Linked DNA regions of Mus musculus: region 1 is linked to region 2. A link is a contact called in ENCODE Hi-C or POLR2A ChIA-PET data. All regions are on one chromosome and are shown on one strand. The core of a region is the stretch at or near the end of the contact, and the rest is flanking DNA. Distances in the headings are between cores, read along the strand shown.

The links. A loop is a pair of places that touch in the nucleus more often than their neighbours do. ChIA-PET counts read pairs that join two places held with the same protein, here RNA polymerase II (POLR2A).
Region 1: a map of heart shows a loop between it and region 2 (4-fold over the local background). The contact joins two enhancer-like sites. A Hi-C loop is called at or near these places in 12 of 37 maps with a recorded cell type or tissue (gastrocnemius, heart, left cerebral cortex and 1 more). POLR2A ChIA-PET finds 5 or more read pairs at or near these places in 4 of 5 experiments (Patski and embryonic stem cell).

What each region holds. Positions count from the first base shown.
Region 1 is chr11:88,159,594-88,164,297 of GRCm38, reverse strand. The region is part of intron 1 of Cuedc1 (CUE domain containing 1); the gene reads right to left. Among named protein-coding and RNA genes, the nearest start is that of Mrps23, 42 kb to the left of the region's middle. Within about 2 kb of position 2,495, at least 3 of the 3 ENCODE cell types and tissues checked have a DNase peak (open chromatin) inside an H3K27ac peak, as active enhancers do; they include gastrocnemius, heart and left cerebral cortex, where a contact is called at or near this core.
Region 2 is chr11:88,116,540-88,121,573 of GRCm38, reverse strand. The region is part of intron 1 of Cuedc1 (CUE domain containing 1); the gene reads right to left. Among named protein-coding and RNA genes, the nearest start is that of Cuedc1, 20 kb to the right of the region's middle. Within about 2 kb of position 2,223, at least 3 of the 3 ENCODE cell types and tissues checked have a DNase peak (open chromatin) inside an H3K27ac peak, as active enhancers do; they include gastrocnemius, heart and left cerebral cortex, where a contact is called at or near this core.

The sequences.
Region 1 (4,704 bases), core at 1,246-3,745, 42 kb before region 2:
ACCATCTTTAAGAACGTATCCCTGGGCTGGAGAGATGGCTCAGTGGGTAAGAGCACCCGACTGCTCTTCCAAAGGTCCTGAGTTCAAATCCCAGCAACCACATGGTGGCTCACAACCATCCGTAACGAGATCTGACTCCCTCTTCTGGAGTGTCTGAGGACAGCTACAGTGTACTTACATATAATAAATAAATAAATCTTTTAAAAAAAAAAAAAAAAAGAACGTATCCCTTAGCCAGGCATGGTGGTGCACGCCTTTAATCCCAGCACTTGGGAGGCAGAGGCAGGAGGATTTCTGAGTTCGAGGCCAGCCTGGTCTACAGAGTGAGTTCCAGGACAGCCAGGGCTACACAGAGAAACCCTGTCTCAAAAAAACAAAACAAAACAAAACAAAAAGAACATATCCCTTACACCCTCCATTCAACCCACAACAATCCCCATCTTCCTTGCCTTTTAGACTGTCCCTCAGGATCTGGTGGCTTCTTGTCCTCTGCCACCTCCCTGTTTCCTTGTGGACTGCATGTTGTGGCCACATGTCTTTCCTTACCTCCAAAGTCCCTGGCTGTTAGTCCTTAGACCACATCCCAGAACTTCACCATGGTCTATAAGATCCTTTGTGTTCCTGCCTTCAAATGTGTCTGTATGGAGCCTAAGGACGCAGCTCAGTCAGTAGGGTGCCTGTGTGTCACGCAGGAGGCTCTGGGTTGAGTCCAGCACACTGCATAAGCCAGGTGTGGTGATGCACACGTGTGATCCCAACAATCAGGAAACGGAGGCAGGAGGAACACTTGCTTCAAGGCCATCCGCAGTTACATAGCAAATTCAAAGCCCGAGTGGGACACAAGCAAAAGAAGTACAGGTGTATGCCCACAGGTACACCCACAGAGACATGCAGACACACGTAGACACGTACTGACGTGGCTGCCGTTCATCCAGCCACCCTGAGCACTCTGTGCAGATCACTTGACCAACAAACCTACACTCTCCTTTGGGACCTTAAGCTCTCTCAGCACCTTGTCTCTCCTCCTTCTGGTCCCTGCCACATTGTCAGGGAGACTGCTCTATCAGCTCAGTCTGTCTTCCGGCATTCCTTGACCTTTGCCCTGCTTTGTCATCCTCTGTCACAAACATCATATACAGTGCACTTGCCAGTGACCATCTTCTACACTAGATCAGCATTTTTTAGGGCAGATTTGCCACATCCAGTGTGGAGCTCCCAGTGTCCACAAAGCACCCAGTACAGTCAGCCTGTGCTAACTAAGTGGACGAGCAGAGAAGCAACCGGTGGGGTAACACAGTAACCAACTATGGGTGTCCAAAGCCCAGCAGCCGTTTGGATCCCACAAGCTCTCTCTGACTGTCATCAGGGCCTTCTCTCCCTGCACACAATTCTGACGGCTACACAATCAGCCCCAGGGGTCAGGAGACAGTGCCTCTCCCACTGCCAATTTGACTGTATTTTTCCCCAAGCTAGAACAGGGTCAACCTAGAACTTGAGACCCCAGAAGGAGGTATGAAGCTGTGGGCCAGCACTTACTCTCTCCCTCTCCCTCTCCCTCTCCCCCTCTCTCCCTCTCTCTCCCTCTCCCTCTCCCTCTCCCTCTCCCTCTCCCTCTCCCTCTCCCTCTCCCTCTCCCTCTCCCTCTCCCTCTCCCTCTCTCCCTCTCTCCCTCCCTCTCCCTCTCCCTCTCCCTCTCCCTCTCCCTCTCCCTCTCCCTCTCCCTCTCCCTCTCTCCCTCTCTCCCTCCCTCTCCCTCTCCCTCTCCCTCTCCCTCTCCCTCTCTCCCTCTCTCCCTCCCTCTCCCTCTCCCTCTCCCTCTCCCTCTCCCTCTCCCTCTCCCTCTCCCTCTCCCTCTCCCTCTCTCATCTCCACCTACCCCAGACTTCCTCTCTGTCAGTGGATGAGGAGCGTTTGGAACATCTGGTCCACCTGCAATAGTCTTAAGGGACTCATTTCTTGCCTAAGAACCATGCATAGCCCAGTGACACCAACAGACCAGGCCACTAGGTGGTGTCCCAGGGCCCAGGCCACAGCGGCTCCTGGGAAAGGGCTAACCGCAGCTGCCCTCCCAGAACCTTGTTGTGCCCCATCCCCCACCCTTGGGACTGACGGGAGGACAGAAGAGCCACTGGATAGCACAGGCATCTCAGAAAGGGGTGGGGGTGGGGGTTGGGGTTGCAGTCAAGACACCACTTTCTGTGCTCTCTCCTCAGGAGATGGAATTAATCCACCCAAGGCATTTTATCCTCCAGTGCCTACCCGGACTGGGAATCCTGGGCAGCCAGTGCTGCGGCAGAGCCTCGAGACAAGCTATCAGACCTGAAGGGTGACATCTGTACCCTACCCATCTGGGAAGAGAAGGGGGGCCCAGGCTGACTGCTTCAGCAAGACTCCATGATACCAGGGCCAGAGGGGTCAGAATGAGGTCATGTGGCTAAGTCCCAGGGAAACCTTAAGTGGGTGACGCGGTGTGAACAGAGAAGCTGCTGGGCTCGGCAGCCGCCTCCTCATACAATTGTCACCTCGGACACCGTGGGGGTGGGTGCAGGGCAGTCTGCCGAGTTCTAAGGCATCAGAACTGAAGAGGCTCGAAAAGGGAGGAGGGAGAGGTGGATGAGCAAGAGGTAGAAGCTACGGTCTGTGTGTGTGTGTGTGTGTGTGTGTGTGTGTGTGTGTGTGTGTGTGTGTGTGTGTGTGTGTGTGTGTGTGTGTGTGTGTGTGTGTGTGTGTGCGCGCGCGCGCGCGCGCGCGCGCCCGCGCCCGAGCCGGCATGTGTGTGGCCAAGCACCCTGGGGAGGAGGGGCAGCGCTGACAGAGCCGCCTTGTCCTCCGGCCCCTGCACAGGCTTGTTTTCTTCACAAGCTATTAATGTCGCTGTAGCTTCAAAAGCCGGGTGACCTTTAAATGCCGAGCCTCCTGCTCCCGCCCAGGGCTCGGAAACGGCTTAATGGATACTCAGCCCCAACGGTCACAGCTGCTCGGACGACAACAAAGCCTGCCTCATTCCCAGAGCCCCCAGAACTGCAGGGCAGCTACACCTGTGCCCATTCTCTAACCCTGGCGCAGCAACCAGAGCAAGAGGCCAGGTTGGACATGGCGGGAGGAGGGAAACCCGAGGGAAAAACACTGTTGCCACGCCCTGTTGTGTGACCTGGGTTGGTCCCTTACCTCTGTTAGTCATCTCTTTTTCACGAGGATTTTTTTTTTGAAAGTGCTGGAGGGGATAAGGAGAAAGGGGCGGGGGAGTGGGGAGTAAAGGGGGCGGGGTGTGTCCTGTAGAGATGGCTAGGCAGTTAAGTGAGTTTGCTGCTCTTGTAGAGGACCAGAGTTCAGTCCCCAGCATCCATTAGCTGGCTCACAACCACTTGAAACTCCAGTTCAAGGGATCCAAAATCTTCGTCTGGTCTCTGTGAGCACCTGCATAAACATGGTATACACAGAGGTGCACACACATACACATAAAGAAAAATAAATTTAAAGAAGAAAAAAAAAAAGACGCCCAAACTCTCTGCTAGGAGGAGACATGGTTTCCAGTCTGGAGAGCTAGCAGGGTGAGAGGTTAGGCCATACCCAGGACTAGCGCATGGCACAACGCCTCTGTAACCCCTCCTTCTATCTAAGTGGATCTGCGCTGCTTCGTGAGGAGAACCTTGCCTGACTCTTCCTTCTCCTGCATCAACACAAGTGACCGAGTCTGTAGCCACATGTGTCTGAGGGTGAGGCACCAGGGCAAAGGACTCCAAAGGAAGTTAAGATCCCTCCCCCACGGGCAGATCTGGCCCTAGATCCTCAGCCAGCCCTTGGGCACCATCCTTCATCCCTGCCCTGACACTTAGCAGCCATAAAAGGAGCCCTGAGGAGTCCAGTCCCTCTTCCAACTTTGATGAAGCTCTGCAGACATTCATAACACAACCAGCTCCTGTGTTAAGCTCATGGGTGGTGGCTCATACCTGTAAGCACAGGATGAATGCTAAATGGGCTGATACTGGGAGAACCCAGGATCAAAACAGAAAACTAAAGTATGTGTGTGGGGTGGGTGCGTGCCTTTATTCCTTGCACAAAGGTACAAAGGCAGGAGGATCTTTGTGAGTTCAAGGCCACCCTGGTCTATATAGTAAAATCCTGTCTCATAAATAAATAAATAAGGCCAGTGAGGTAGCTCAGTGGGTATAGGCACCTGCCACCACCTCTAACATCCTGAGTCCCACCTCCAGGATCCACATGGTAGAAGTGAACTCATTTCTGCAGGTTGTCCTCTGACCTTCATATGTGTGCTTGAGTGAGCTTAAGCACACATACATACAGTACAAATAAATTCAATGTAATAACAGATACTATTATTTTTAAGGCCAGGTGTCATAGTTCACACCCTGCAATCCCAGCACCTGAGGTTGAATCAGGCAGACCTCTGTGAGTTCAAGGCCAGCCTGACCTACATAGTGAGTTGCAGGCCAGCCAGGGCTACATAGTGAGACCCCTGTCTCCAACAAATGATAACGGCATCGTAGCCACGATGACTGATGCCCACCGCCTGAGCCTCTCTCCTCACCAGGCACCGTGGCAAAGGGCCTCACGTGTATCAATGTTCTTTATGCTTTCTGCAGTCCTATGCAGTAAATGCTCCCCCACCCTCTCCAACGGTATAGACGGAAAAGTGAGCTACAGAGAGTGAAACACTTGCTCAAGGTCACATGGCTAAGTGGC
Region 2 (5,034 bases), core at 974-3,473:
GGCAGGAGAGTTGCTGCAAGTTGATACCAGCAGAGGCTACAAAGGAAAACCACTGTGTCTCAAAGAACACAAAACACTGGCCAGCAGGATGGCTGACTGGGTAAAGATACTTGCTGCCAAGCCAGAAGACCAGAGTTCAGGCCTCAGAAACCACATGTTGGAAGGAGAAAACTGACTTCCAAAAGAGTTGTCTTCTGACTTTCACATGTCAGCTTATTCGTGTACACACACACACACACACACACACACACACACACACACACTTTAAAAAAATGAAAAGAAAAGAAAGAACAAATCCCAGCACTTGGGAGGCAGAGGCAGGTAGATCTCTATGAGTTCAAGGCCAGCTTGGTCCACAGCGTGAGTTCCAGAACAGCCAGGGCTACCCAGTGAAACTCTGTCTTGAAAATGAATAAACAAAAAACAACAACAAATAAATTAAAAAAAAAAAAAGACACAAAAATCTCACCTGAGTCCTGACTACAGCAGCAGAATTTGATGTTTTAATGAACAGCAAGGTGGACAGAGGGCGGCTGAGGGAAGCCACTCTCTGATGGCTTAGGTGCTCAGTCTGAGGAACAATCCCAAAAGCAGCAGAAAATTCTGTCCCTTCCTAGTTCCCAGTGTGACTGCTGGTTCCTCCATCAGACCAAGTCACTCCTGGTATGAGAATGGTATCAGCTTCCCCCTCCCCCCACAAGGCTCCAGGTGATGCCTCTTAGTTTATGCTTATCAAGAAAAGTTTGGAAAGTTCATGAGTGCCTTCCACCCCAACCCCAGCTGGCAGAGGGCCTTTAAAGGCCTCCAATTTGGCCAATTAATCCACACGACAAGGAAGAGTCACAAAGGGAGGAGATGACAGAGATGTGGAGGAATAGAATTTGGCCACCAGATCTTGGTCCCAGTGTCTAGTCCTGAGTGAGACCCACCATGCTTTCCTGGGTGGGTGTAAATGGCCAGAGTCTTTACCCATGGGTTTTCTTGTCCCAGAATCACTACATTCACACCAGACCTGGAAGGTAGGCACCATGGTTGCCAGCAATGAGTTGTAGTCCACCAGACAGGATGCTGCATCCTCAGACTAACAGTGACTTGGGAACAAATGGCAGACACGACAGCTTTCCTGGGATTTTGTTTTGTTTTGTTTTAATCTATTTACCTTTATTTTATGTGCACTGGTGTTTTGCCTCCACGTATGTCTATGTGACAGTATCAGGTCTTGGAGTTACAGAGAGTTGTGAGCTGCTATATGGTTGCTGGGATTGGAAGCCTGGGTCCTCTAGAAGAGCAATCTGTGCTCTTAACAATTGAACCATCTCTTTGGCTCCAGCTTTCCTGTTTTTTATATATTAGGAATATAACAATAAAACGTGAAAGGGGAGAATTCTGGAACTGAGCCCCCCTGCAAAGGCAGCGAAGCCCACGATCAGCATTTCTCCTGAATCTACTGGCATTGGCACACTCGCACAGGAGTGTAGACTGCCAGTGTGGTCGCCTCACATTTGATGAATACTTTAGCGCCTCTTTCTCTTCTCTTCCCTCTCTTCTCTTCCCTCTCTTCTCTTCTCCTCTCATTTTCTCTCCAACCCCCTTGCAGCCCAAGTTTCTTTCCCTTCTAACTCCCTAAGTAGCCAGTGATGACCGTGAGATTGTGAGCCTCCTGCCTTTCCCTCCCCAGCTCTGATAGAACACATGCGTGCCACCATACCCAATTTTATGCTAAGCTGGGTAGTAAACTTTGTATATGTTAGGCAACAGGGCTACCTCCCAGCTCCAGTGTTATACATGTTACATATTCGATACCCAGCAAAGAATCTGCTTAGGTGGCCATGGCTAGCTTGACGCCATCAGCACAGGACTTCCCACACTAAGGTGCCCAGTGTGTGTGACTTTCCTCTCTCCTTTAAACGGCACAGACAGCCCGTTGCCTGGAGACTGGGCACACTCTTCTGTTCACTCTTCCTTTCATTCTCCAGCAGCAGGTCTGAAAACAGTGGCCTCCAGGAAATACGCTTGGGGCCAGGGCAAAGGGGGTGAGGAGAGGCAGGAGTGTGCTCTTCTCCCAGGCAGCGACACCCCCCAGCCCCCCTTCTCTCTGTCTTCCTTTTCCTCCCCAGGTCTGAAAGGCCCAGCAAACCAAAAGGCTCCCACAGGGAACAAGGCCCCCTTTGAAAGCCAGTGTTTGCCTGGAGCTGCCGGCAGACAAGGGTTGCCATGGCCACTGAGCACCTTTGCCAGCCAAGCCTAGGCAGGCCCAGAAGAGCAGCTTAAACCACCAGACGCCCCAACTCTAACCCCTTCTAGGGTCCCAACTACTGTCAAACACACCTGTCCTGAGGCCCTATGGCTGTTGGAAGGTGATAATTGGGGAACCTCTAGACTGAAAACCTAACACCGGAAGGGACCAGAGGATGGAGGCCCCTCCCTGAGACACCAAGCAGAAATGTCAGGGCTCAGGGCTCGGAGCCACCGTGCTGGGGAGCAGCTCGCCAGAGCCATACTGCCTCAGGACCTGCCCTGCCTCCTGGGCCAGAGCCTGGCTGTGCTGCTAATGGGAATGACTTATTTATGTAATTCATTATCACTGGGGCCTGGATCCAAGAGAGGTGGGTGGAGGCCAGGCCCCAGCTGCTGAGGGAGGAAAGGGAGGGGCTGTCCTGAGGCTCAGTCTGGACCTGGCAGCCACAGAGCTTGCTGCTGCTGACTGCAGGGACCAGAGGACAAAGGCAAGGAGGAAAGGGGACAGGGCTGGACCCTGGAGGCTCCGTGGGGCTCTTGAGAGTGAGAATAGAATTCCTCAGAAGCAGAGGCCTAGCATACTTTTGCCTTTAAACTGCTCTGTGGTCCAAAAGGCGTCTTCATCTAAAAAACAAAAAACAAACAAACAAACAAACAAAAACCAGGCAGTGGTGTACACATATTCAAGCCCAGCCCTCAGAAGGCAGGGGCAGATGGCTCTGTGAGTTTGAGGCCAGCCTGATCAATAGAGTGAGTTCCAGGACAGCTAAGGTTACATAGTGAAACCCCATCTCGAAAATCCAAAAACCAAACAAAACAACAAAATAAACAAAAAAACTCCGAGCTCTGCAGCTTCAAGACGGAAATGCTCTCGTGTCCAACAGGAGGCCTCCTATACCTGACCCAGGATGGAAAGGAAGAGCCTAGAACCTTCCAGCATTCTGCAGTCATCCCTAAGATCCATCATGGAGGCTCCAGTGGAGGGGCAGGGGAACGGATCAGGCTTGGGATGACAGGTGGCTGGAGCTGGCTCCAGGGGCTGAGGCAGCGTGTCCACCCCAGCACTCACACCCCAGACAGGGCCAGGTTCTTAGGAAGATCCTCGTTCGAAGCCTCTGAGAGGCCCAGGCTGCCTCTGTGGCAGTCTCTCCATTTCTTTATCCCTGCCCCTGCCCCTGCTCTAGCTCCTGCCCGTCTGAGGGACTACATCTGTCCAATCTGGGAATTGGTCTCCGTCTTCCTTTCCTTCCTCTTCCTCCCCCTCCCCTTCCTCTCTCTCCTCTGTCTTGCTGTCTCTCTCCCAGACGTCTTACGTGCCATGCTGGAACTCTCCATAGAGATGAGGAAGTATGAACTTGAACTCCTGCCTCTACTTCCCCACGTTTGTGGGGTTTTGGTTGTGAGGATCAAACCTAGAGATTTGTACCTATTAGGGAAGCACTCTCCTAGCCAAGCTCCCTCTCTAGCCCTGTGGCCTTGGTTTCTAATAATAATATTAGTGATTCACTGAGCACCCGTTTCCTGTGATCCTCACCACACCCCCGAGAGGAGGGGAGGAAACACTGGCCATTAGGAAGTCTGCACAGGTCACATCACCAGTAAGTGAAGAACAAGGGCCCAAACCTAGCTGTTCAGTTTTCACCCCCTTGGTATAAAAATGCTCACACAGAGAGTCTTTCAAGAGCAGAGCAAAGCAAGCCCCACAGGGCTGAGTCGATTTCCTTATAGGTACCCAGCCCGTCGGGGTAGAGTAAGGACAATGTCCAGAGTGCTAAATCCGGACCAACATCCTCTCCCGGTCACACCATTTCAACCACAGAAACAGCTGTGTTTATGTAGGGGAGAGAGACACATTTGCTCTCTGTTTTACAAGGTTATCATCCCAGTAGCCTATAAACCTGCCTTACCTCCTCCAACAGTAGCCTGGCTGAACCCTGCCATCTGGCCCCCACATCCTGTTCCATGACCATCCCACAAAGAGCTCCCAAGCCTTGACCAAGACTTTTCAGTTCTATCGTGTAGCGTTACAGACCTACCCGTGCCCTGTTCAGGTAGTGCTGTGTCCCAAGGTTCTCAGTGAAGTCCCACCCCCACCATACCAGCTCACACTGAAGTGGTCCCTTAGAGTTCTCACATCTTTCTGCCAGGTATCATCCGACCAACCCTACTCGACCTGGTCCAAGGTGGTAAGTCTGGCATGCTTCTGAGTACATCCCCAGGTCATGTCTCTACTGTGAGGATGCCTCCATCCCCATTGATAAGGGAAAATCCTGTAGTGATATGGAGTGCCATATGACCATGTCTACAAATCACAGCTGATTGGACCAGCAGAAGGCAGACTCACGTGAGTCAGTTAGATTCTTCCCCCAGGAACATATTTGATTCAAGGTCCAGGCACTGTTTGGCTTTCTGGTTATTAGAAAGAGGGTGGGTGTATTTGAGAACCAAGAGACTATGATGCCAGATTCACATTCACAAAAGCAAGGGTATCCGCAGGTATACCAGGAAGAGGCACCTTTCCCCCCAAGGCATCTTGGAGGCCAGCATTGCTCCCTGCTCTCAGTTCCTCAATTCTCCCATTACTTCAATAGTTCTGTTCTTGTACTCAGGGGAGTCTGAAACCAAGACAGACTGGTCTTACTGTTCCTCTACACAGATAAGAAAAGGGTTCCAGACGTGGCATTCGTAAACGAATGTCAATGCCAACATGTCATTCTGCGGTTGTTAAAAGCCCTGCTATGTGACCGTCTCTTCAATGCTATCTCCCACCTCCTTTCTGGGCCTACGTAGCAGGTG